Linked DNA regions of Homo sapiens: region 2 is linked to region 1. The links are chromatin loops, found by intact Hi-C in ENCODE. Cell type or tissue: endothelial cell of umbilical vein. All regions are shown on one strand. Each heading gives the region's core, and the rest is flanking DNA. Links, peaks and the distances in the headings are about the cores only.

Region 1 (6,832 bases), core at 2,379-4,878:
AGGTATCATAAGTGATATGTGATAAAATAAAAATGTTAAAGAACTATATAGGTAATAACCAATATATAAAATATAATGAAATAATTTTCTTGAAACATTATTATAAAAAATGCCACAAATTGGTATTTTAAACAATAGTGTTTTTCTCTGGATGTTAATATATTAACAAATATATATTTTTATTTATTTTATTTATTATTTTTATTATACTTTTATTTTTATTAATAGTATTACTTTTATTTTTATTTTAATAGTATTACTTTTTTATTTTAATAGTATTTAAAAGTATTTACTTTTAAATAGTATTTAAATAGTATTTAAAAGTATTACTTTTTATTTTAATAGTATTACTTTTATTTTATTAATGAATATTATTTTTATTTTTATTTTTATTAATATACTTTTATATTTATTAAGTTCTAGGGTACATGTGCACAACGTGCAAGTTTGTTACATATGTATACATGTGCCGTGTTGGTGTGCTGCACCCATTAACTTATCATTTACATTAGGTATTTCTCCTAATGCTATCCCTCCCTGCTCCCCCCACCCCATGACAGGCCCTGATGTGTGATGTTCCCCACCCTGTGTCCAAGTGATCTCATTGTTCAATTCCCACCTACGAGTGAGAACATGCGGTGTTTGGTTTTCTGCCCTTGTGATAGTCTGCTCAGAATGATGGTTTCCAGCTTCATCCATGTCCCTACAAAGGGCATGAACTCATCCTTTTTTTTTTTTTTTTTGACACTGTATATTTATTTGAAAACCGGAAAATACAGGTTTGTGGCTTCAGGGAATCACCCTTGTATACTGTGGTACATGATCAATGATCATTAAATCCTCTTCACACAAAAGAATTTTGCTTCCTCAGTCAACCATATAATAATTCACAAAATATCAAATTCAAAACCCAACACCAGTTTTCCAACCCTCTTTTAGGAATTTTATTATTATAAAAAAAAAAAAAGAAAATTCTAAGAAAGTTTTCCACCCATAGTCTTAACCAATCATGACTATTTTACTTCTCCATGTTCCCCCTTCTGGTCCTTGTACTTTTACATGCATAATCTTTTTTAAAATTCATTTTTGCTTACATTACACACATATTTTTACATGACTGTGTTCACATTTATGTAGGGTTTTTCTTCTCCACTGCATTTTCTAAGTTGTTCTATTTTGCTGTAGCACTAATGAAGATAATACTGCCATAAATAACTATGTATGCACAGCTTTTCCTTCTTTAAAATGATTTCCTTAAAATAAATTCCCAAAACTGGAAATAATGGATGAAAAAAATGATGTTTTTTATAGCCCTTGATAAATATTGCATATATAAATACTCTCATAATTTGGAAAATATATCCATTTTGCAAAGCCATATAAAAATAATTTTTATAATGGGACAAATTCTCTATTAAATACATTTTTATAAGCATTAAAATACTGGTTAATGTAGTTTGTGTCCTATTATTTAATAGTGGTATACTCAAGACAACAGGGGAAATGACCAAGCAGGATGTGAAAAGCTAATAAAATAAGCTGATGAAGCTATAAACCTGAGTATACAATGCTCCATATATCATCTGAGTACCTCTAAAAACCATCCTGATTTTTGCTCACAAATTAGCCTATAATTTTCTAGTCAAAATCATTCTAAGAGAAACAAACCAGAGACTAAGAGATAAGCTGCAGTGTCCAAGAGCTGGAGGATCTTCATTTATGACCGCCCATGGTCATAAACACTTTCTCATAGCTTGACTGTTTCCCTTTCCTTGCTTGTGAAATGTCTTGGCCACTCAACACGGGTTTTCTGCTGCCTCCCGTGGCCCTTACCTCCTCGGCTGAGTCCATGGACCAGAGGCCTCTCTCTTCCCCGCTCAACCTCCAGCCCTTTGGCGTTTGGACAGATATAGGCATAAGCTTCTCTAACTCTGCAGCACTTTTGCCTCTGTCTTGATTCCTCTGCTTTTTAGGCACAGTTTTCTTCTCTAAGAATGCGTTCTTGTTCTCTAGCTTCCTGCTCTCTCTAGTGTCCTCAACCTTTCTCGGGGTCTTCTTTTTCCTCCTGCCTCTGACATCGGTATCCTCCTCAGCACTCATGGCACTGTCTAGGGGCTTCTCAAAGCCATGCTCCAGCCCTGTGTCCTGCCCTGCTCTCTCTCTTGCACTTTTAGTGTTTTGTTTCTCTTCTCTGCTGTCGGAATGTAGCCCTTCATTGTCATCCTCCGGAAAGGGGGAATCATTAAGTACACTTGATTCAGATTCCACCTGGGATTCGACAAATTTTCTTTTTTTGTTTTTCTATTTTCTTTGGGATCTTCTCTTGTTTTCGTCTTTAAATCTCTTATTTCACCCTTTTTAACTTTAATTCCTTTGTTTCTTTTACTTCATCTTTTTTGGGCTTTTTGGACTCCTTTAGTTCTTCTTTGGCTTCAGAAATTCTTTTCTTTGTCCTTAAATCAAACTAAACTTTCCAAGGAGCTCTCCAGGTCTGGTTTGGACTTGTCTTTTAGCTTCCCGGCCTTTGCTTTTTTCTTTTTCAGATCATCTGGGCTTTTCTCCTCTCTCTGCCTTAATTTTTTCTTTTTCTTCTTTGGGGAAGTATCTTCTTTTGTCTTACTTTGCTGACCGCTATCAGAGTTCGCCTCAAATATGTCGTTATTTAAGGATAGTCTCTGAATATCCTTCCTGACTGCTTTGGCTTTGTTCTCTGCAATTTTCTTCCTAAATTCAAGAAGCACTTCTTTACAGTCCTCCAGGTGAGTCTCGGGCTCCCAGGTATCGTCATCCGATGTATAGCCTTTCCAGCGAACTTTGTAAAGAATTTCACCCCCCTCGATCTTTATGTCCAGGATCTTCTCCACCTCGAACACATCCTCTCCGTCCTCCTCACTGTCGCCAAAGGCCTCCGCTCCTCTCGCGGCTGCGTCATTATCCCCGCCCACTACTCCAACTCCTTCTTCGACTTCGGCCAACTCCTCAGTGCTGTCGGCAGCTGACACAGGGGCTGCGGTCACACTCGCTCCCTCCGCAGCCTGCTCCATCCTAGCAGCTCCGCAAACCGCCGAGGAAAACCCGCTGCGACACACACCCCAGCAGCTCCTCGCGTTCCGCGCTCCGCCCTACTCCACATCAGCGGCGTAACGGAAGCCGACCAATGGCGGGCTTGGACCCGCCGCGCCAGCGTGGCCACGTCCCGCTCAGGCTCCGCCGCCTGCTCTTGGCTCCGGGTAGCCGGCCAGGGCGGACACTTAACACTCGCGTCGGCCGCGGCCGGCCCTCCGCGCAGGCAGCCCTGGAGGCGGCCCCGCGAAGCTCAGGAGCGCCCCTGCGACGGGGAGGGCGGACTGCGCAGTGCCGCGCCCGGGCAGGGACCTGGAGCCGCCGCCGCCCACCGGCCCTGCCGCCATCCCCCCACCGCCGCACGGGAAGCGGAAGTGGGTGCGGGACCGCGGCGCGCCCAGCCCGGCCAGCTCCCGCGCCCAGCCCGGCCCTTGAATTCATCTTTTTATGGCTGCATAGTATTCCATGGTGTGTAACACATATATATTTTTAATTGTATTTAATTCTTTGATTTCTGTATCTTGTAAGTTTTTATTAACCGATTTTTCTATTTGCAAAAATACAATATCCATATTTTTTCAGTGAGACATTTTACGTTTGGAAACTATCTTTATCTTTTTTCTTTTTTTTTTTTTTTGAGATGGAGTCTTGCTCTGTCGCCCAGGCTGGAGTGTAGGGGCACGATCTCGGCTCACTACAACCTCCACTTCCTGGGTTCAAGCAATTCTTCCACTTCAGCCCCCCAAGTAGCTGGGGTTACAGGTGCACACCACCACACCCGGCTAATTTTTGTATTTTTAATAGAGATGTGGTTTCACTGTGTTGGCCAGGCTGGTCTCGAACTCCTGACCTCAGGTGATCTCCCCACCTTGGCCTCCCAAAGTGCTGAGATTACAGGCCTGAGCCACTGTGCCCGGCCGGATTTGGAAATTCTCTTTATCTGAAGGAGAAAAATGTCAACGAAAAATGTAATATGAAATGCATAAAAATAATTTGGACACCTTTATTTACAGGGTATAGCTATTGAAGGTCCAACATTATTTTTACATGTTCTATTTCCCTCAAAATATGCACTTAGGGTAGTGAGTAGGGGAAAGGTAGAATAGAGGATTGTAAGCCCAAAAGTTATCATCCATCAGAACTCACTAAAACTGCTGATGAGAAAGCAGGAATTCAGGAGCAGGATGCAAGTTACCACAGCAGAGAAAAGGTTCTGATGACAGCAGCATCTTCCAAAATCTGGAGAAACAAAATATAGCAGGGTAGAATTTCATGTCTTTCTAAGAAATGTTAGATGACCTCAATGACTTAAATCCAAAATAAAATAGAAGGAGTAAGATGAATTATTCTTCCACCTGTCAAGGATACCGCACAAGAAAGTCCTTTTCCCAGGAAAAGCCACAGGACTAGCTCCTGTTTGTGATGGAAAGGCACCAAGTGGTTTGTAACAGGGCAGATATTTTAGCATGTGATTCATTGAAAAATTGCATTCTGTGTCCAAATATATTTTGTGGCTGTTTGGGGTAATTGATTAGCATTTTGGGTTACTGAGTAATTTTTACTTCTCAACTCTTTGACCCTCTCCTCATTTTTACTGTTTTTCCTCCTAACGTTATCCCCCTACTTTGTTCATTCATTTGCTCCTTTATTGAGTATGACATATGTACCCGATCTTGTGCTTCATTATGGGAATAGAGGAATGAATAAGTGTTCTTGCCTGTATTCCACTCAGTGGCTTGTGACTGGAATGTACAAGCAAATCAACATTTGGAGGTCACTATAATAACTGCTGATTGAGCTCATGATTATTTACCAAAGCTATCCACTTTTCTTCAGGGTCACTATTCTATTATTCCTACAGAATCTTGCCACTTCCTCACTTCTCCCTGTCTTTTCAGTCATGCTCAGTTCTGCATCTAATAAAGTTTATGCTACACGTGTGGGGAAAGAATGAACTAAGATAGGCAGGAGCAATACACAAGCGAAGGAGTTGAGAATTTATTCTGAGAGTTATTTGGAGACTATAAAGAATTGAATCAGTGTAATAAATAAAATTTACATTATAGAAAGATTATTTTAAAAGCAGATGGGATGATTAATTCATAGGGGTAAATAAATGTATAAGAAATACTTTAAAATAATATTTATCATCCTGTTTACTTGAGGGGTATGTAACAGCTGTAACTGTTAGAGAACTATCTTAAATAGTATTTTCATTAGTATCTTATGGAAAAGATGAAGTCAGAGTTAAACTGAGCATGTGTAATCCCAGACAACAAAAAACAAAAACCCTAAGAGGACAGAAGGAACAGTACCCATCGGGGAAAGGCCCATGCTGCTTGGGCTACGCAAAAGCAGAGACAGAAGGCGCAACCTGCTTTGGTGGACATCTTTAGTTTTTCAAATGATGCTTTGAAACTAAAATGGATCCCGGGCACTTCTCTAAGAAGTAATCCCAAGTGAGTTTGGCAACAGTCAGTAATAACCATAGAGGAGACTTTATTATTACAATTATCATCAGTCACATCCATCATTCTTGGAAAATGTACCCAAATCAAGAGAAAACCCTCCCTATAGAACGAAACAGGGAGAAATAAGTGTGGAATGGGCAATTAGTGTCCCAATTTCCTTCTTTTCCATCTTGTCCAAAACACTTTAAGTTGGTCTTCTTTTTTCTCTTATTTCTTTTGTTCCTAATAAGAATATTTAGTTCCATCAAACCTCATGTGTAGGATTATCCTAGGAGGCCATTTCATCTTCCTAAATCCTTCCAGGAAACTCTGAGTGCCCATTTGTAAGAATGGTTAGAGCTAAAGATGAACTATAAAGAAAAAAGAATAGTAAGCTCTGACACCAGCACAATCAAGATCTGATGAACGTGAACAAATAGTGCAGTAGGAAATTCTTGAGAAGGAGAATTAAAGTATAATTGCCAGAACTTGTGACCTTCTATATATCTAATACCATCTCACCAATTCAAGACCTTCATCTTTCCCATTCCTTTTCTAATTAGATACATGGCAGACAGCATGTTGAAAGTTAAATAATATTATCTTTTAAGTAACACACATGAATTATGAAGAACTGTAATTCATTAAGATGAGCCTTGCTAGATAGAAGGCAGCCAAGCTTCTCAAACTGTAGAAACCCTTTTTCAAAAAGGAGGCTTTGAAAAATATCAGAACTTCTGCTGGTTTTCTAGAAATGTGCTGGTCTTTAGTCATAAGCAAAACAGTTACAAAATATTAAGTTGACTTGTAGTAATTGCACTGAGGAATGGCACAGAGACACAATGCCAACAGGAGTAGCACTGCATTTTCAAAAGCCTCAATCCTATTTAGGAGTTATAAGTCCCAAATACAGCAAAAACCTCCCTTCGTGATTCTTTATTTCCACGAAATGTCTATGAAGTGCAAGTGCAAAGGTTACTACTAATTTCAGATGTGCTGTGAAAGACTTCTTAGCCATGTATTCCTTTCTTAGTCCTTACTCTTTAGGGTCCATCAAAGACTTGTTCTTTGTTTTTTATCATAATGTCTTCTTATTTATTTGCTTTATTAAAATTTATAGCAGAAAGATCAAGGGCTCAGACTTAGCTGGTCCTGAATTTAAATTACACTTGAGATTCTACTACATGACCTTACATAAGTCAGTTAGTCCTTATAAGTCTTCATTTTCCATCTACCAATGGAGACAATAATATCTATAAAATAGGTTACATGTGTGAATTAAATTGAGATGACCTAAAGCATTTACTGTAGTACCTGGC
Region 2 (2,500 bases), core at 1-2,500, 1.4 Mb before region 1:
GGTCTCAATCTCCTGACCTCATTCATGATAATGTCACTGGATATATACTTAAAAATAGTTAAAAGGATAAATTTTATGTTATATGTATATTACTGAAAATTTAAATAAGTAGTGTTAAAATTGCTGACCAAAAATACTTATGAATGTCAAAACCAACGTACTAAATAAAATATTACCAAACAGAATCCAACACCACATTATGAAAATAACAAAGCATAGCCAAGTGGGATCAACATTAGGAAATTTCTTCAAATAATATACCATATCAATATATTTAAAGAAAAAAAATCAAGAGATTATCTCCATAGATGCTGAAAAAGCCTTCACCAACACCAAAATTCCACAATCACTCTTGACAAAAAAACACTCAAAAATGAGAATTGAGGGATACTTTCATAATATAAAATACATGATATGTGTGTGCACGTGTGTGTGTGCGTGTGTGTGTGTGCAAGATACTCCACTGCTATTCAACATTGTACTAAAAAGTTTATTAATGGAATTATACAAGAGAAATTAATTGGAGGCACAAAAATTGACAAAAAAGAAAAACAATTCTATTTGCAAATGACAAACCATCATACCCAGAAAACCCTAGAGAATCCATGATAAAACTAACTCAATAATAAAAGAATTCAGTAAAGCTATAGGATATGGAATTAACATATACAGATATATATAGGTTATATATAGATATATAGATGTTATATATATTGATATCAATACCCTTTATATACACAAATAATAAGTAGTTAAAGAACATAATGGAGAAGAAAAAAGTCTCATTTACAATTGCAACAAGGAAGATTCAATACTTGGAATAAACTTAGCAAGAAATATGCAAAACCCAAATGAATAAACCTGAAAACACTTCTAGAAGACAGACAAGTCAGCTTGAATAAGTGGACAAACTTGTTCTTGGATAGGATGATTTAACATCATAAAAATGCCAGTTCTCCCAAAGTTAATGTATAAATTTAATGCAATTCCAATAAAAATACCAACAAACTTTTTATGGAGGTAAACAAGTTGACACTAAAGTCTATACAGAAAAAACAAACATAAAAGAATAGCCAGGAAAACACTTTAGAATAAAGCTATGTGGAGGTACTAGTGCTACCAGACAATAAAACATACCATAAAGCCTTTAATGACAAAATATTAGAGGTATTTCCTCTTAATTAAGACAGTGTGGTAATTAAGACAATGTGGTTTTGGTATATGAATAGCTTACAACAAGTGGAATCAGAAAAAAAGTTCAGAAATAAGCCCATGCACATATGAAAATTTGGTTTATGATTATTATTCTTATCTCACACCACTGGGGCAAATATTAACATGTCAATAAATAGTACTGCAACCTATATCACAGATAATGAGCTAATAGTTCAAATATTTAAAATAACGAATAAGATTAAAACCCAATGGAAAGTAGAAATAATGAATAAATTTAGGGAAGAAAATAGACATCCAGCTTCAAGAAGCCCAAAAGACTCCAACTAGAATGAATTTAAAGAAGTCCGCTACAACATATATTATAATCAATTTGTCAAAAGTCAAAGACAAAAACAGAATTTTGAAAGCAGCAAGAGAAAAGCAACTTTTCATATAAAAGGGGGCCACAATGAGACTATCAACAAATTTCTCAGCAGAAACCTTGCAGGCCAGAAGGGAGATGGATGATCTATTCAAAAGAAAACAACGGGCAGCCAAGAATACTCTGTCTAGCAAAACTGTCTTTCAAAAATAGAGGGGAAATAAAGACTTTCTCATGTGCACAAAAGCTGAAAGAGTTCATCACCACTATACCTGCCTTATAAGAAATGCTAAAGGGAGTCCATCATGTTGAAATAAAAGAATGCTAGGCAGCAACATGAAAACATATGAAAGGTAAAATTCCTGGTAAAGGTAAATATATAAACAAATATAGAATATTTTAATACTATAATGACAATGTGTAAATCTTTGAATTCTGGTATAGTACTTAAAAGACAAACTTATAAAAATAACTATCACTATAAAAATCAGTTAATGAATACACAACATTAAAAAATATAATTTGTGACATCAATAATGTAAAGTGGGGGAGAGGCAGTAAAAGAGTAGAGTTTTCGTGAGCAATTGAAATTAAGTTGTTATAAGCTTAGAATAGACTGTTATAAGTATAGGCTGTTTTATGTAAGCTTCATGGTAACCACAAAGAAAATATCTATAGAAGATACACAAAAGGAAATGAGGAAGGAGTCAAATCTCATCATTACCCAAAAAAATCAATGAAACACAAAGAAGGGCAGTAAGAGTAGAAAAGAGGGACAAAAAAGCTACAAGACTGACTGAAAATAATTACAAAATGGCAACAGTAAGTCCTTCCCTATCCATAGTTACTTTAAGTATAAGTAGAATAAACTCTCCAATCAAAAGCTATGAAGTGGCTGAAATGAATTTTTAAAAATAAAATAAAACAGCCAGGTGCGGTGGCTCATGTCTGTGATCCCAGCAC

Evidence for each region. Peaks named below come from ENCODE experiments on the same cell type or tissue, not always from the same donor. Only the 100,000 strongest peaks of a DNase experiment are listed, where the experiment ranks them.
Region 2: it touches region 1 in a loop (25-fold over the local background); 1 of 110 quality-filtered maps calls a loop at or near these places.

What each region holds. Positions count from the first base shown.
Region 1 is chr12:7,436,945-7,443,776 of GRCh38, forward strand. It overlaps CD163L1 (CD163 molecule like 1), which reads right to left. Exons shown (of 20, transcript NM_174941.6): 2 at 4,210-4,302. It also overlaps the pseudogene LOC100419928. Among named protein-coding and RNA genes, the nearest start is that of CD163L1, 3.8 kb to the right of the region's middle. In endothelial cell of umbilical vein, for the core only: CTCF peaks have their summits at 3,321 and 3,527; a DNase peak (open chromatin) is centred at 3,207; H3K4me3 peaks cover 929 bases; H3K27ac peaks cover 412 bases.
Region 2 is chr12:6,004,033-6,006,532 of GRCh38, forward strand. The region is part of intron 34 of VWF (von Willebrand factor); the gene reads right to left. Among named protein-coding and RNA genes, the nearest start is that of SNORA120, 35 kb to the right of the region's middle. In endothelial cell of umbilical vein, for the core only: no CTCF peak of the experiment used is centred there; no DNase peak of the experiment used is centred there.